Regions from separate parts of the Homo sapiens genome. Here region 2 is linked to region 1. A link is an interaction called in ENCODE POLR2A ChIA-PET data of the cell type or tissue named here. Cell type or tissue: MCF 10A. All regions are shown on one strand. Links, peaks and the distances in the headings refer to the core of each region. The heading gives the core; the rest is flanking DNA.

The links. ChIA-PET counts read pairs that join two places held together with the same protein. Peaks named below come from ENCODE experiments on the same cell type or tissue, not always from the same donor. Only the 100,000 strongest peaks of a DNase experiment are listed, where the experiment ranks them.
Region 2: POLR2A ChIA-PET joins it to region 1 with 5 read pairs; 5 of 35 experiments call an interaction of 5 or more read pairs at or near these places.

The regions. Positions count from the first base shown.
Region 1 is chr2:27,773,888-27,779,276 of GRCh38, reverse strand. MRPL33 (mitochondrial ribosomal protein L33) reads right to left here. Exons shown (of 4, transcript NM_004891.4): 3 at 4,747-4,853. Among named protein-coding and RNA genes, the nearest start is that of MRPL33, 4.9 kb to the right of the region's middle. In MCF 10A, for the core only: no CTCF peak of the experiment used is centred there; a DNase peak (open chromatin) is centred at 2,926.
Region 2 is chr2:27,840,627-27,846,015 of GRCh38, reverse strand. RBKS (ribokinase) reads left to right here. Exons shown (of 8, transcript NM_022128.3): 5 at 2,785-2,949. Among named protein-coding and RNA genes, the nearest start is that of RBKS, 47 kb to the left of the region's middle. In MCF 10A, for the core only: no CTCF peak of the experiment used is centred there; no DNase peak of the experiment used is centred there.

The DNA of each region.
Region 1 (5,389 bases), core at 265-5,264:
CCCAGGAGCCAGGGCAGACTGGAGAAAATGGCTATAGGGCCACTAGCTAATCAGCAGCATCCTTGGTATGCCACAAGTCATATTCAACCAATGAAGAAATATTCACATTAAGAAAGAAAACTAGGGACAAAAATGGAAAACAATGTTTTCACCCAATTAATGTCCACTCTTGTAGGAGGTAAGCAAGGACAGACTGGGAGCTGGACTCCAGAAAGAGAGCAGCAAGAACCAAGTGGACCACGCTGTCTGGAAGAGTAATAGACACTAAACCTCTACTTCCCAGAGATGGGTTAATACACCCAAATACGGAGTTTTTAGTTTGGTACTATAATTAATATCATAACCAAAATCTCATTATTGTAAATATTAGAGTACAGTTCTCTGAAACAAAGTGCTACCGGCCTGGATGAAACACTGAAGGCTAGCTGGGCGCAGTGACTCACACCTGTAATCCCAGCACTTTGGGAGACCGAGGTGGTCATATCACCTGAGGCTGGGAGTTCAAGACCAGCCTGGCTAACATGGAGAAACCCCATCTCCACTAGAAATACAAAATTAGCCAGGCATGGTGGTGCATGCCTGTAATCCCAGCTACGCGGGAGGCTGGCGCAGGAGAATCACTTGAACCCGGGAGGCAGAGGTTGCAGTGAGCCGAGATCGCACCATTGCACTCCAGCCTGGGCAACAAGAGTGAAACTCCGTCTCAAAAAAAAAAAAAGAAAAGATTGAAGACTAGATGCTGAGCAGTAAGGCTTTCATATTTCTATAATGCCTTATGGCACTCGATTAACTTCCATCTCTCTCACACACACACCCACACACCCACACACACACACACCCCTACCTATTTCCTCTTTGCTAAAACAAAAACAAGAAAACACCAGAAATGGAATAATCACCCAAGGAAGATCCAGGAACTTAAACAACTATGACCTAACAATTCCTCACTTGTCCCTATCATACAGACATTTTAGCTTTTTTCTTCTACAGTCAATATGGATACTCTGCATATGAGATTCCCAAGCTATCTACGACTAAGAATGAGCTTATCTAAGTAAGTCCATTCTCACCTCCACTCCTACCTTAATTCTGGTTTAGTAGGGCTAGAGTTGGACTGAAGTCTACATTTTTTAAAACTACTCAATTGATGGGCAGCTGAATTTAAGAATCATTAACCTGTCAACAGAATTTATCTATGATATTAATACACTGTACATAAGGGATCTTTTTAACATACTTCAAATCATGTGAAATGTAAGTAGGATTGATCCTCCTAAAACTCCAAGGAGGACTACAATGCATTAATGCATTACAAGATGGTAGTAAAGAACCAAAACAGTTTCTCATCTATATTACGACAAGAAATATTTCCCCCATGGTTTTCTACAGGGAACTAAAAACTTGGTTTAAAAAAAGGCGGGGGGTAGGGGGGTTGTCTCACTGAAAAGCAATCTGGAGACTATTTAAATGACCCTGACTAGGAGTAACTGATTAAGGTTAGTAGAGCAAGGCTATATTGAGTAGAATTCTTTGATTCATTCACTGCACCTATTCCTTTAACTCAAAGAATAAAATATTTAAGTCCATAGAACTGTGCTAGGCAATGTAGAGTTTACAAAAGTGTAAGAAGACTCCCTGATTTAATACATCAGTACATCATGAGGTGCCCACACAAATGTCCAGTAAACCCCAGAGGAACCTAAAGGTCAGAAAGGGACAGGAATGGTGACAGAAGTCCTCATGGAAAGTGTCAAGTTTGGTCCCTGAAGACAGATCAGCATTTGGATTAAATGAACCAGGAATGGGCATCTGGTTTAGTAGAGGGATTGGTGATAGGAGTCTCAGTGGGGATCCATGGCCTGACCACAGGGATGGGTCTTGATTAAAAAAAAAAAAAAAAAAAAAGTTTTAGATTAATTTGGCTCCATGTAAGAGACAGAACAGGGACTTGGCCAGGAATGGTGGCTCATGCCCATAATCCCAGCACTTGGGAGACTGAGGTAGGAGGATTAGTAGAGGCCAGGAGTTCCAGACCAGCCTGGGCAACACAGAAGACACTGTACAAAAAAAACCAAAAACCTATTTTTAAATTAGAAGGGCTAAGCACAATGGCTCAGGCCTGTAATCCCAACACTCTGGGCAGCCAAGGTGGGCGGACTGCTTGAGCTCAGGAGTTCGAGACCAGTCTGCACAACACAGACCCCATCTCTATTTTAAAAAATTAAATAAATAAATACATAGAAGAACAGGGACTTGAGTGAGAAAGACTCGGTTCCAACTCTGGCTCCACCATTTATCAGCTATGAATCCCTGGGAAAATTTCTCAAAGTACTCTATCCTGCTTTCTTCCCTGTGGGAGAGATAACTATCTCCCTCACAAGGTTGTTGCTGGACACATAGTGCGCACTCAACACTGAGTTGAAATGACACACTGCTACCCACAATTGTAAACATGAATTAATTTTCTGTCAAAATATTTGCTGCTTAATTCATAGAAGAATGAATCTGTCAAGTTCTCTCCCTACATCTAACCAAAATCGATTCTGCTTCAATTACAGTCTATATTGTCTTGTTTAGTCATCCAAGGAATTAAAACTGACAAGTTTTCATTCTCTTTATGATAAACCTTCAATATATTTAAGAAAGTTTAATAAGCTCATGCCTCAGCCTTTAATCCTTCCTCTTCGGAAATTAGCATCTAGTTTTATACGTGGAAAAGGAATTCGAAAGGATAGGCACATGCAGCTGCTTCTTGCCACAGACTATATTATGAAATGCTCAAATAATTGGGAATTTTTTCACGTTTCCTTACCTATTTCCTTCATAAAGCAGACCAACAATCATCGTCCTCAAACTTAACAATTTACTCATCACAGTAAAACATGCTGGGAGAACTGCCAAGCTATTTGGTACCCTGGGCAATGGGGGCAGGCCCCGAGGCAAACATCTTCATCACGAACACGTGCAGGGCATTCAGCAGGTGGGCAGAAAGCCAGGCAGTCTGCTATCCCAGAACATTCTCTTCTTCAGAAAAGACAAAGTTGTGCTGTCAAAGCTAAGACCGTTCCTTATCAGAAAAATTCTAAGCGTCTGTTTGAAATTTATACGTGAATCTTTTCTCCCACTTTGAACTATGATCAGAACTGTTTATGGCTGTATCCTTTCCCAATCTCAAAACTTAAAATCAAACTGACAATTATTAAGTTCCTAATACCTCCATACTAAAGATGAAAAGCCCAATACATTTTTTCATACTTAAAATATCACAGAATGTTACTCAGTCACCCCTTTGACTTTTCACCAGCTGACACAAAGAAATCAGAGGGAGAAAAACATACCAATCCAATTCTAAACCTTATCAATCCAACAGCAAACCTCATCATTTTTCCACCATATGAGGAATCATCCTGAAATTCAGACTCCTTACCATCAGATACAGACCTAGAATTCCCTTTTCACTCTGATAATGAATAAACAGAAATTTGAACACCATAAAAACAGCAAGGAATTTTATTTCTGTTAAAGGATGGAACACAAGAAACTTTAAGCTGACAACTGTGCTTCTTGGAGCCTTTAAAAAATGTCTGCTCATGTTATTATAGCCATTATCTTGTTAAGAAGCAATGGCCGGGTGCGGTGGCTCACACCTGTAATCCCAGCACTTTGGGAGGCTGAGGTGGGTGGATCACCTGAGGTCAGGAGTTCAAGACCAGCGTGGCTAACATGGTGAAACCCTATCTCTACTAAAAATATAAAAGTTAGCCGGGTGTGGTGGCACACACCTGTAGTCCCAGCTACTTGGGAGGCTGAAGCAGGAGAATCACTTGAACCCAGGAGGCAGAGGTTGCAGTGAGCCGAAATTGTACCACTGCACTCCAGCCTGGGCGACAAAGTGAGACTCCATCTCAAAAAAAAAAAAAAAAAAATTAATTATAAAGAGCACAAAATGAACAGCCAGAGCTCTAAAATTAAAAAACACGTTTGCTATTTTTACATAAATCTGCACATAAAATCCAGAAACAGGATAGGCATCCACCAACAGCAATCAGGTGCTGACTCTATTTTTGTTTGTGAGCAGATAATATGGCCTTAGGAACACTTGTCTCTTCTAGATAAATACTTCCATCTAATGAGACCATTTAAAGTTACCATATAGTACAGCATTTTAGTGGATGGCACAAAATGGAAAAATCAAATTTCCTACCCCCACTGCACTAATATATAGAAACCATATTCCTTTAACTTCTATCAGGAACCAAATACTAGCCACTGTCGAACAGATGATGCCAGGACACCATACCGTCCCCTTCTTAAGACACTTGTCTGTTTCCAGAACACTACCACCTATTCTCTTTACATAGCTGGTTTCTCACCTTCAGGTCTCGGTTAACTATCTCCTCCTGGAGAGACCTTCCCTGATTTAGCCATCTAATGTGACTTTCCCTACCACTCTCCAACTTCATCCTACACCTCAGCATCCTGATTGTTTCTCTCACAGCACTTATAATTTGTCATCTTTTCTCCCCCTCTCAGACTAGACTAAGTGCCAAGAGTACAGGGACTTGTCTTGTGTCCTGGTGTATCCCAGCACCTGGGATGTTAAATAGCATCATAACAATCATTCAATACCTATTTACTAAATGAATGCTAGTGTCAGAGGCTAAAAAAACACCTCCAGAGAGTTCAGATGTTCAGCCTACAAAGGGGGCAACAGGCCTTGGAAGCATTAACCTCCCCAGATCTTACCAACTGGATCATAATGCAAAAGAGTCAGTTTTTCCCGCAGTCGGTTTCTCTTGGTGTTGAAGCAGAAACCTGTCCCAGCTTCGCTCACCATTCTCACCAGAATGTTTCTAAGATTAAAAAGTACGCTGTTATGTACGAGCTGACGAAATAAACTAAAATCAGTCACAGGGGGATGGCACATTTTGAGAACTCTGTAGGGTAATATTAGTTGTGAGATATCACTTGGCCCTAAAAGGTTCAGTTGTAAGACAGCCTAAGTTTTCCATGAAACAGTTTCAATGGTTTCAAATCTCTAGGATTTGCTCCACTACACAGAGTTACTTCGCAATGACCTAACCAAAACAATAAGAACAATCAAGCCACATTGCGGGACTAGCCTCAGACATCCACCCTTCACGAGGAGCAGAAGTCAGGAAGGGGAAAATATCAAAATACTGGTAACCACAGCTGGCTAGTGAGGAAATTGTAAAGATCGCTGTCTCAGAACAGCCCTCTCTTCCAGGGCATAAATGATTATATTCAGGAAGGGACAAAATAAAGAGACTAAAGCTTTTAGTTTGCTAATGCGCAAAACCTTGTGCCCCTTCATATTTCATTTAAGTTCCACTCATCCAAAGCAGAAAGTCCATGTTTGCCTCACCAG
Region 2 (5,389 bases), core at 226-5,225, 67 kb before region 1:
TCCAGCCTGGGCGACGACGGAGCAAGACTCTGTCTCAAAAAAAAAAAAATGGTAACAACCTTCAAGTCAAGTTTTCATAATTTCTGCCAACTGTTTTAATTATAAAAACGCCTACATAAGTTTTTTTAAATCAGAATCAATATTCAGAAGGACCAAGCATTTCCTGGGGCACCTAGGACAGAACCTCATGTGTTGTGGACAGCGTGCTTGTGTTAAATGAGGATTTGTCACAATGTGTCTTTTATTTATAATGCAGCTTTGCAGCATCATTTCTCACAGAAAATATGGTATTTTTAACTCGGCTTTAGTGATTCCAAGTAGCAATAATAACGATATATTTCACCTAAAGGTGGTAGATAAAAGTTTGCATTCTAACTATAGAAAGCCTGTGTTCATTTAAGCTACATTTTAAGTAACTATTCCTGCCAACAGCAGCTCATTCCTTGTCTTAAACCTCTTTTGTTGTTGTTGTTGTTGTTGTTGTTGTTCTAGGACTATCCTCAAGTTCTCTTTCTTATCTATGAACAAAATCTGCATTTTCCATGCAAAGATATAATGTCATAGTGTGTGTCAAGTGCCTATTTGGTAGACCTTGCCTGGTTTACAGTGTACGGTAATGCCCTCAAGACTATAGGTGGTAATAGAAGAATTAGGACAAATACACAGAGATGGGACAATCAGCTCCTTTAAATGAAGGAGTGAGTTTGCAAGATAAAGTAATGAGTTTAGTTTTGACTAGTTAAATTTGAGGCATGAATAAGCTAGCCATATGGCATTATCCATCAGACAGCTATAGTCTTGGGCTTGCTGCTTAGCAGCTAAGGCCAGGCCAAAAATTTGGATCTGGGAGACAGCAACATGGAAGCAGCAGCTGACTCCAACAGAGAAAATGAGGTCACTGAAGAAAAGGAAGGAGAGATGCTGTCTTTCAGCAAGTGGGAACTTTGAATTTTTCTAGGACTGAGGTTAGGTTTATGCTGAACCATCCCCACTTTATTAAGTCTTCCTCGTGGCCAACAAACACATCTGTGGTAAGATGATAGGATAGAATTTGTTCTGTGTTGAGAGGTGATTTTAGGTCATGTCTGTACAAGATCAGCACGAGCAGCCCGGAGCACAGAAAATGCCTGCTACAACTCATTCCTCCAGATCAGTGTTGTCCAATAAAAATAAAATGCAAGCCTCGTGTGGAATTTTAAATTGTCTAGTAGCCACATTTTAAAAAGTAAAAAGGAACAGGTAAATTTAACTTAGGCCATATATTTAACCCAATATGTCCAAAATATTATCATTACAGTGTGTAATCAAAAATTTATCTTGGCTGGGTACGGTAGCCCACACCTGTAATCCCCGCACTTTGGGAGGCCAAGGCGGGTAGATCACATGAGGTCAGGAGTTCGAGACTAGCCTGGCCAACATAGTGAAACCCCATCTCTACTAAAAATGCAAAAAAAAATTAGCCAGGCGTGGCGGCACACCCCTGCAATACCAGCTACTTGGGAGGCTTAGGTGGGAGAGTTGATTGAACCCAGGAGGTGGAGGCTGCAGTGAGCCAAGATCGCACGACTGCACTCCAGCCTGGGCAACAGAGTGAGACCCCAAAATTTATCTTAATTTTTTTTTAATTTTTAAAATGGTAAGAATAAATGGATATTTTACCTTATTTCCTTTGTACTATCTTTGAAATCCGCTTGTATTTTACTTGAAGCACACCTCAGTGGACTAGCCACATTTCTTTTTTTTTTTTTTTTTCTGAGACAGAGTCTCACTCACTCTTGCCCAGGCTGGAATGCAATGACACAATCTCAGGTCACTGCTACCTCCGCCTCCCAGGTTTAAGCGACTCTCACGCCTCAGGCTCCTAAGTAGCTGCGACTGCAGGCACATACCACCACGCCCAGCTAATTTTTGTAATTTTAGTAGAGATGGGTTTTCACCATTTGACCAGGCTGGTCTTCAACTCCTGACCTCAAGTGATCTGCCCACCTCGGCCTCCCAAAGTGCTAGAAATTATAGGTATGAGCCACTCTGCCCAGCCAGGACTAGCCACATTTCAAATGTTCAATGGCCATGTGTGGCTCGTGCTCATGACTACCATGTTGGACAGCACAGCTCTTAAGGGTTCACCTTACAGATGAAATGCACCACCACCCCTGCCTCATTCAGGTGGGATTATAGACAGCAGGTCCAAGTAATAAGAATATATCAGATTCCTTAGTTCTGTTTCTGTTTGATCCATTATAGTATAAGCCAGGTATCCCTCTCTCCTCTATATCTGATACAATTTTCTATCTGTTAGATATTTAAAATGTGTTTTGATTGACAGAATCACTTTTTAGAATACCATAGGGTACACACATGAACTGCTTGCATACTACAGTGTCATACAAGTTTATTCCTATTTATATTCATCTCTATGGCATCTGTCATTTAGGATTCAGAACCTTTACCGCATACATATACTAGCTATTTTCTATAAAAGAAATGTTTAAAGTATGTTATATGTCATTTCTCAACTAATATTCTTTATATATAAGAATATTGGGAAAATCTTTTTAAGATTTTGCTTAAGGTGATCAGAATAATGTGCATCTTACAGAGATATTATAAAAGATACATTTGGAACTCAAAGTTCAAGCTGAATAACCTAGAAATGCTAAAATTAATACTTAATAACACATTTTGTATAATGACTTTACAAGGGCGATTGTATTCATAACACTGCAGAATATCATTTGCTTGGCTTTGTTTAGTTTTAATATAATAGGTGGAATTTCTTTATAGGCCAGAATATCATTGTCATAGTGGCTGGAGCAAATTTACTTTTGAATACGGAGGATCTGAGGGCAGCAGCCAATGTCATTAGCAGAGCCAAAGTCATGGTCTGCCAGCTCGAAATAACTCCAGCAACTTCTTTGGAAGCCCTAACAATGGCCCGCAGGAGTGGAGGTAATTATACATATTTGTCATTCTTTCTATAAAAGCTTTTATCGCTGTCTTAATTAAAGTTAACCTTTTAAGTTAAGCAAAGCAATACTCTTTCTGTCGTAAAATATTCTTTCTTCCATCTGTGAGATTCACAGTCTTGTGGTTCTTGATAATGTTAGAAAACCTTGCAAACAGGGTAAAAAAAAAAACATGAGTAGCATTTCCGATATCCCGCAATATAAATCTTCAATGTAGCTGGCAGAAATGGTACAAGTAGAATTAGAATTCCTGTAATTCCAGCTACTCAGGAGGCTGAGGCAGGAGAATCGCTTGAACCCTAGAGGTGGAGGTTGCAGTGAGCCGAGATCGCTCTGCTGCACTCTAGCCTGGGTGACAAGAGTGAGACTCCGTCTCAAAAAAAAAAAAAAGAATTCCTGAATCAGCCCCTTGTCCAAGGTACACTCTAGGTGGTGAAATGTTTTCTACTCTGAGAAGCAGAGGTTAAGCTGCATGTCATACATACAAATACATGCATACATACAAAAGTAACTGGGGCAGCCCAGTTACTTTTTGACAAACATCTCTAGGAATTGAAGATTAGGTTTTTTCTCCTTTTTGTAAAACTTTATCATCTTTCAATAAACAACAAAAGATTATTTATATGTAATATTTTCTATGTTATCAATGTCCATTGACATTGCCTCTTTTGTTTTTGATTTTGGAAATTTTCAAACCTACAAAAGCAGCAGAATTGTACAGTGAAATCCATCACCCAGCTTCCAGTTATCAACCTGTAGCTAATCTTGATTCATCTTTTCTCCCACTCACTCCTCTTTTCTCACCTCCAGCAAATAACAAACTTTTTAAAAATCCAGATGATTTATTTGTTTGCTTCCTTTTCACCACTGACTAGTGGGGAAAGCATCTTCTGAATTAGAATCCCATTTCTGTCCCTTGTCAGCTTCGTGGTCCTAGCAGAATTACCTGATTTGTCTGAGCCTTTTCAGTAAAATGCATATAGAAATACTCCATCTGCAGAATTGTTCTCAGGATGGAATAAAATAAAATAGGATGCCAAGCATGGTGTAGTACATGGTGGTAAATCCCAATTTTTTCCTCTTCAATCCACTTCTCTCTTTAAAGTTAGGATAATATCCTGATCAAGCATCATTTGGTGAAAAAAATCAAAATAAATAGTAGCCACTCTAACATGATGACTTCTTGATATTGTGGCAATAGTTCTGTGATTTTTTTAAAGAATAAAATAGAGAACCACACTGACTATTTCTCAAGATACAAAACTAAAAAGAAAAAAGAAAAAGAACAGTGTGTGTGTGTGTGTGTGTGTGTGTGTGTGTTTATATAAGTGATTTCTCCCAAAGTGTGTAGTGTTCTACATAGAAATAAATGGAAAATAAGTCACTGAAATGATTTTGTGGAGAATTTTAAAATGTTCGTCCTGATTTAACAAATTTTCCTCTTGGCAAAACAACATGCTGTGGTAAATTTTCCCTGACATTTAGTGTATTTTTAATGGACATGAAGCTGTCAGAAAGAATTCTAAGCCAAAACCCATTTGGTTCCATTTTCTTGGAGTGTCACAGTAAAGTCTAATGCTTATGGTTACGCATTCTCTGCACCGTGCCCATCTCAGCAGAGTGATGTGAATACAGGGTGCCACCCTGCTCCTGCTCTTGTCTTTCTTTGTATAGATCAAAGCACATTCTCGTGTAACTTCTCTTTTTTTCCTACTATCCCTTACTGCTCAGAGATCACTGTTCCCTCTGTCCTAGTCTAGTTGCCTGTTACCTACCCTGCTTGTGAAGGAGAGAAAGATACAGCAGCCACAGTTGAGGAGCTAACCTTTCACAGGTGAGAATAGAGTAATCCGGATGGGCAGGCAGCCTACCCTGGGGCTGTCATTGGGTGGGGTCCAGAAAGGCTTCCTCCATCACCTTCCGTGTAGCTCTTCCAGTTGGGAGCTGGAGGACCCAGGACAGCAGGAAGCGGGGTAGGTGACAGTGGGCCACAGACCACTTGGCCTACTTCACACTTTTATTAAGAGCCAGCATGCCTTGGTATTAATTCTGCATGAACTTCCTTATATAATAATAGCAGAAATAGTAATACCATGCATTTATATGTACTTTACATCTTATAAAGTACTTTCGTACACATTTTACCCTCAGAAAAACCTTATGACAAAGATATGGCAGGCATTGTTCTCTCAGATTAAAGGTGAGAAGACTGAGACTGAGAGGTTAAGTCATTTGTTCAAACAGTGTCGCACTTTAAGTTGAAGAAACCATGATTTCAGACTCTAAGACCCAAGTTCTGTCTCCTAGTTTAAACCACACTTTAAAGTGCCACAACCCATTGATTCCAACAAACTGAGCCTTTATGAAGAGTATCTCTAGAAAAGTCAAGTCCATAAATTTTAACACTGTCCAGCACGTGGCCT